Regions from separate parts of the Mus musculus genome. Here region 2 is linked to region 1. The links are chromatin loops, found by intact Hi-C in ENCODE. Cell type or tissue: gastrocnemius. All regions are shown on one strand.

Region 1 (2,500 bases):
ACGACCTCCAACTCTGGATTAGTTGTTCCTCCCGTGGGCTCCCATAGCTTGTAGAGCTCTGGCTTCATATAGTTTGTCATACTGCAGTTGCTCATTTGCTCTGCAGCACCCTCATTGGTCTGGTAGACTACTTACCTTGTGTACCCCATGTGTTTAGCACTAAACACAGTGCTAATAACTTAGGAACTGCTTGATAATATTTATCACATGAATCATCTCAGCCTTAAAAAGTCATTTGGATAAGATATAGTTTACCTAATCACCAGAAAAGCCCTTTTAACTTATTGTCAGGCAGTACAAACCTTTTTTGTTGACTAAAGAGGAAATGGGGAGTGGAGGGGTGGTTATGATTAGTTCAAATTGGAGTTATATGGCTAAGGAGCTATTAGCAGCAAGAAAACATCAGATTCTCGAAAAGGCTAGATAATAATGGAATGTCATTAAAACCTAGGTTTGAGGTCATCTGTGACGTCAAAACAATACCAGTAGCAAAATGCTTAAGCACCCTTGGGAGGCATTTCTGCAAGTGGAGAACTCAAAAGAAGACTAGAAAAGTTCACTAAAAAAAATTTCAAGAAGACTGATGCCTCGCTTTGATTTCTATCACTGTGATAGAACACCACAACATTGGTAGAAAATAGTTTATTTCAGCTTAAAGTTGTAGTCCATCCTGAAGTGTAGTCAGGGCAAGGGCTCAGTGCAGAAACCTGCAGGCTGGGACCAAAGCACAGGCCATGGAGGGATGCTGCTCACTGGCTTGCTCTTCACAGCTTGTTCAACCTGCTTTCTTAGAGAACCCAGGACCACCTGTTCAGAGGTAGCACTTTACTGAGTGAGCTGGGGTCTCCCACATTCATTATTCATCAAGAAAATACCCTACAGACATGCCTACAGGTAGTCCTATGGAGGAATGTCTTCAGCTGATAAATCCTCTTCCCTGTTAAGTCTAACTTGTGTCAAGTTATGAAAAAAATAAAATAAAGTAAAACCAACCAGAGAGATTGGCCCCTTGTCAATTTGGCACACCAACACAACTCGCCCCAGTACAGGGGAATGCCAGGGCCACGAAATGGAGTGGGTGGGTAGGGGAGCAGGGTGGGGGGGAGGTATAGGGAACTTTTCGGGATAGCATTTGAAATGTAAATAAAGAAAATATCTAATTTTAAAAAAGTAATCTCTTCTTTTTTGTTTATCTTTAAGATCCCATAGTAATATCAATATAATAATATAAACATCCCAACTTTTAAAAGGTTATTTATTAATTGTGGGTGCATGAAAATCAAAAAGAAGTTAAACATCTTATTTTAAGAGGGAAACAAATCAAAGTCCAGTCACAATCAAATTAAAGCAAAACCAAGCTTCAACGGTGTAAATCAAATCCTATAGCTCAATGTCTTGCACCTGCGGATTCCTTACGACGTTCTGGGCTCCAAAGAGCTTGGGCAGCTCCACCTGTCAGGGTCTGCCATTCACAGAGCATACAGCTTCTCTTGGAACATAGGCCAACAGCATTTGACACTTGCTGCTTTTTTTTTTTTGCAGTGTCCGGTATGTTTGGGTCTGTACTGCACCTTAGGTGAACCTTCACGAATAGCCACTTCTGGGCCCTCTCCAGGGAGTGCCAAGCCTCAGCTCCTCTCTCTAACCCTTTAAATCCCGGGGTTGCCACTGTAAGTGAGGCTGCACCTTCACCAACGCCCTCCCCACCCGGCTCTCACAGTGTCAAGCCTCAGCTATTCTCCAGAATCCCTTCATGCCTTTAAAAGCAATGTCACCTAGGAGACTTTTACACACTACCAAATCCACCTGACAGCATGAGTTGCAGCCTTGGCCCTGTCTGGACCACAGCAGCTCTGTGCTGACCAGGAGAAAATACTTCAGCTTCAATGATGCTGACGTCTTCTTAATCACACAGCTGACTTAACCCATGCTAACCTGGGTCATTTGTTCCAGTAAAGTTTCACTTCACTGGTATTGGTCTCTTTTTAATCCCAGCCGATTCTTTAGCTCCAAATGGCAACACCAAATTCTTAATACAAAACATCACATGAACGGCTCCTCTAGAAACTTTGAGGGATTCTCAAACTTCCCTCTGAAGTGCCCCAAGTCAGACCTCCATTGTCTCCAAGACAATGCCCTGTTCTCACAGTTATCTTCCAAGTCTCCACAACAGCTCATTAATCCCTAAACACTCATTCACTCATTGTTTTTGCCAGCCTTAGAGTTCAAACTCCTTCCATAACCCTCCCCTAAATAACACAGACAGATCTGTCAAGTCATTCCCTGCTCTTGGTTCCAACTTTTGTCTTAGTTTGCTTTTTACTGCTATGATTAAACATCACGACCAAAAGCAACTTCAGGAGGAAAGGGTTTTATTTCAACTTCTGGTTGTAGTCCATCCTAAAAAGAAGTGAGGAGTTTCAAAGCAAAGAACCTGGAAACAGGAACTGAAGCCAGGGCCATGGAGAAGTCCTGCTTACTTGTTTGTTCCTATGGTGTG
Region 2 (2,500 bases), 50 kb before region 1:
TCTTCCATATCTATCTCCAACTACAAATGGACTCACTGAACATTTTGTAGCTCTGTGTGTTCTGTTTTTTTCTTTTTGTTTTTTGTTTTTTGTTTTTTGAATCTTGAACTTCCAAATACTAGGGAACGGATACCAGAGACTTTACAGATTTGCATGCTCAAAACACACAGGCTGATTATCTTCTGTTTTCAATTTTATCCCCACTCTTTGGTCTGTGTTAGTTAACAGTTGTAGTTCTGCCAGATTGATAAGGGTTACTCCACCCCTCTATATGCGTTTTTTGTCAATTTTATGAGACATCTTTATTTTAAAATATTTATAGTAATGGGTATTTCAAAGTGATGTCTGTGTACCAAACTCTTCTCATGGAATGTTTTCAAGGGCAAATTACAGAAAAATAAGAATCGACACTTTTCTATGAACACAGCCCAAACATACACATCAAAACAAGGATGTCAATTGTATGTCCGGATAGCTGTTAATAAACCCCTATACTATAATAAATGTCTTAACTAAGTGAACCCTTTTTCAAGTACATGTTAAAATGTGTCTCAATAGTAAACAAAAGAACGGAAAGGCCCAAACTTGCGGGGGAAATACACACACACACACACACACACACACACACACACACATACACACACACACACACACACGCGCGCATATATATATACGGACACATATATATGTACACACAGATATATATTATATACATATATACATACATATATGTATATATATGATATATAACATACATACACACACACACACACACACACACACACACACACATATATACACACACCAGTGAAACTTGTTCCACATAGTGGCTGCAGGAGTAAAATATGTATGTTAGTAGAACAACAACAAAGAAAACAAAACTAAAAAGGGGACTTTAGTGGAAATGAGATGGCTAAATCCCAAGAGGAACCAAAAAACAGTAACAGTAGCTCTTCTAACGTCCAAATTCAAGACAATGACAGAGGCCTTCCCTAACACAGTCTTCTTTACTTGGCAAAGTAGGCCCACTCCATGAAGCCACAAATCTAGCATCGCTGAAGACCACGCCCTTCCTCTCGGCGCATTGCGCACGCCCGGCAGCAGTCACCGGGTCCAGGTCTGAGCGGAAGTGACGCACGCGAAGCTGAGGGGCTTGTGCGTCTGCGCCGGAAGTGCCTGCCAGACAGTAAATAAGCCCAGAAAAAGGACGAAAGAAGCTGTCTCCATCTTGTCGGCACGCGCCGAGCTGGTGACGCGGCGGCGATGGGGAGCGTTCTGGGGCTGTGCTCCGTGGCGAGCTGGGTAAGGCGACCTGGGGCTCGCGGCCCGTGCGAGCTGGGTTTATCCGCCCTCCTCCGGTCTTTGCGGCTCCGCTTCGGGGCTGGAGCCTAGTGAGGGTGAGGCCGGGCGGAGCGGGGCGTCTCCCGAGCAATGGCTTTCTCTCTCGTGGGAGCCTCGGCCGTCGCCGTTCCAGCTCCTTCCTCCCACGGGCACTGAGTTTCTCCTTGTCACCCCGATTCCGGCGACCTCGCACTGCGGCACTGTCATTCCCGGAGGCCTCTTTTGTTCTGACACGCAGCCGCCAGGGAGTCGGGCCCGTTATTTGGGACATCTCGACAAGTGTCGACGTAGTCTTACCGGGTTTTTTTTGTTCTTGTTTTTAATACAGAAGTCAAATTCCCTTACTACGTACCTTTTTCGGTTTTGTTTGCTTTGATTCTTATATTTCCAAATTTATGTTTCTAGAAAAGGTGTTCAGGTCTGTGGGTACTGATTTTTTTTTTTTTTGACGTAAAACATGAACGTGCAATCTGAAAGTTGATGCTATAGGAAGGGTATGTTGCATTTTCGTGAGGCAGTACAATCCTCTAGAACAGTGGCAAGATTTCGTAAACCAGATGGCACAGATGACCCCGTTCTCTAATAGACAAAACATTGGCAGAGCAGTTTATAATAAAAAGCTTCATTGCTTTGGGTGAGGTATTTGGATTCAAATCTTATTCTTTGGCCAATGATTTCTAAGTTTAACTCGGAACAATCTTTTTTAACTAAATCATCCCTTTGTGTATATGTAACCAATGTACTGGCTAGTTTACATGCCTCATCATTTGAAAACTGCTTTGGTATGATATGACGAGAATTATGCTTAGTTTTTACTCAATACTGTTTGTAAGTCCAATGAGCTATTCCCTTATATTTTGCTATTTGCAGTTGGATAAGGAAATTTGACCTCGGAGAGCCTAATTGAGTCTGTTGACCCCTTTATACAGAAGGCAAAATTAAGTGTAGTAAAACTTAATAAATAGGAGCTGGGGAGATGACTCAGCTTGCTGCTTTTGCTAGATTATGGAGTTTAGTTACCAGCACCCACACATTCGGCAGTTCACTGCTTGTAACTCCAGTTCCAGGGAATCTCACACCCCCTGTCTACTCTCCACTGACAGTTGGCTCCCATGGGCACATACTCCCACACATAAGACACATATGCATACACATAACA

Evidence for each region. A loop is a pair of places that touch in the nucleus more often than their neighbours do. Peaks named below come from ENCODE experiments on the same cell type or tissue, not always from the same donor. Only the 100,000 strongest peaks of a DNase experiment are listed, where the experiment ranks them.
Region 2: it touches region 1 in a loop (4-fold over the local background); 20 of 42 quality-filtered maps call a loop at or near these places.

What each region holds. Positions count from the first base shown.
Region 1 is chr10:57,481,231-57,483,730 of GRCm38, reverse strand. The region is part of intron 3 of 4930467K11Rik (RIKEN cDNA 4930467K11 gene); the gene reads left to right. Among named protein-coding and RNA genes, the nearest start is that of 4930467K11Rik, 3.9 kb to the left of the region's middle. In gastrocnemius, no CTCF peak of the experiment used is centred here; no DNase peak of the experiment used is centred here.
Region 2 is chr10:57,531,159-57,533,658 of GRCm38, reverse strand. It overlaps Serinc1 (serine incorporator 1), which reads left to right and starts at 1,130. Exons shown (of 9, transcript NM_019760.3): 1 at 1,130-1,302. The coding sequence starts at 1,264. In gastrocnemius, no CTCF peak of the experiment used is centred here; a DNase peak (open chromatin) is centred at 1,130; H3K4me3 peaks cover 1,737 bases; H3K27ac peaks cover 1,743 bases.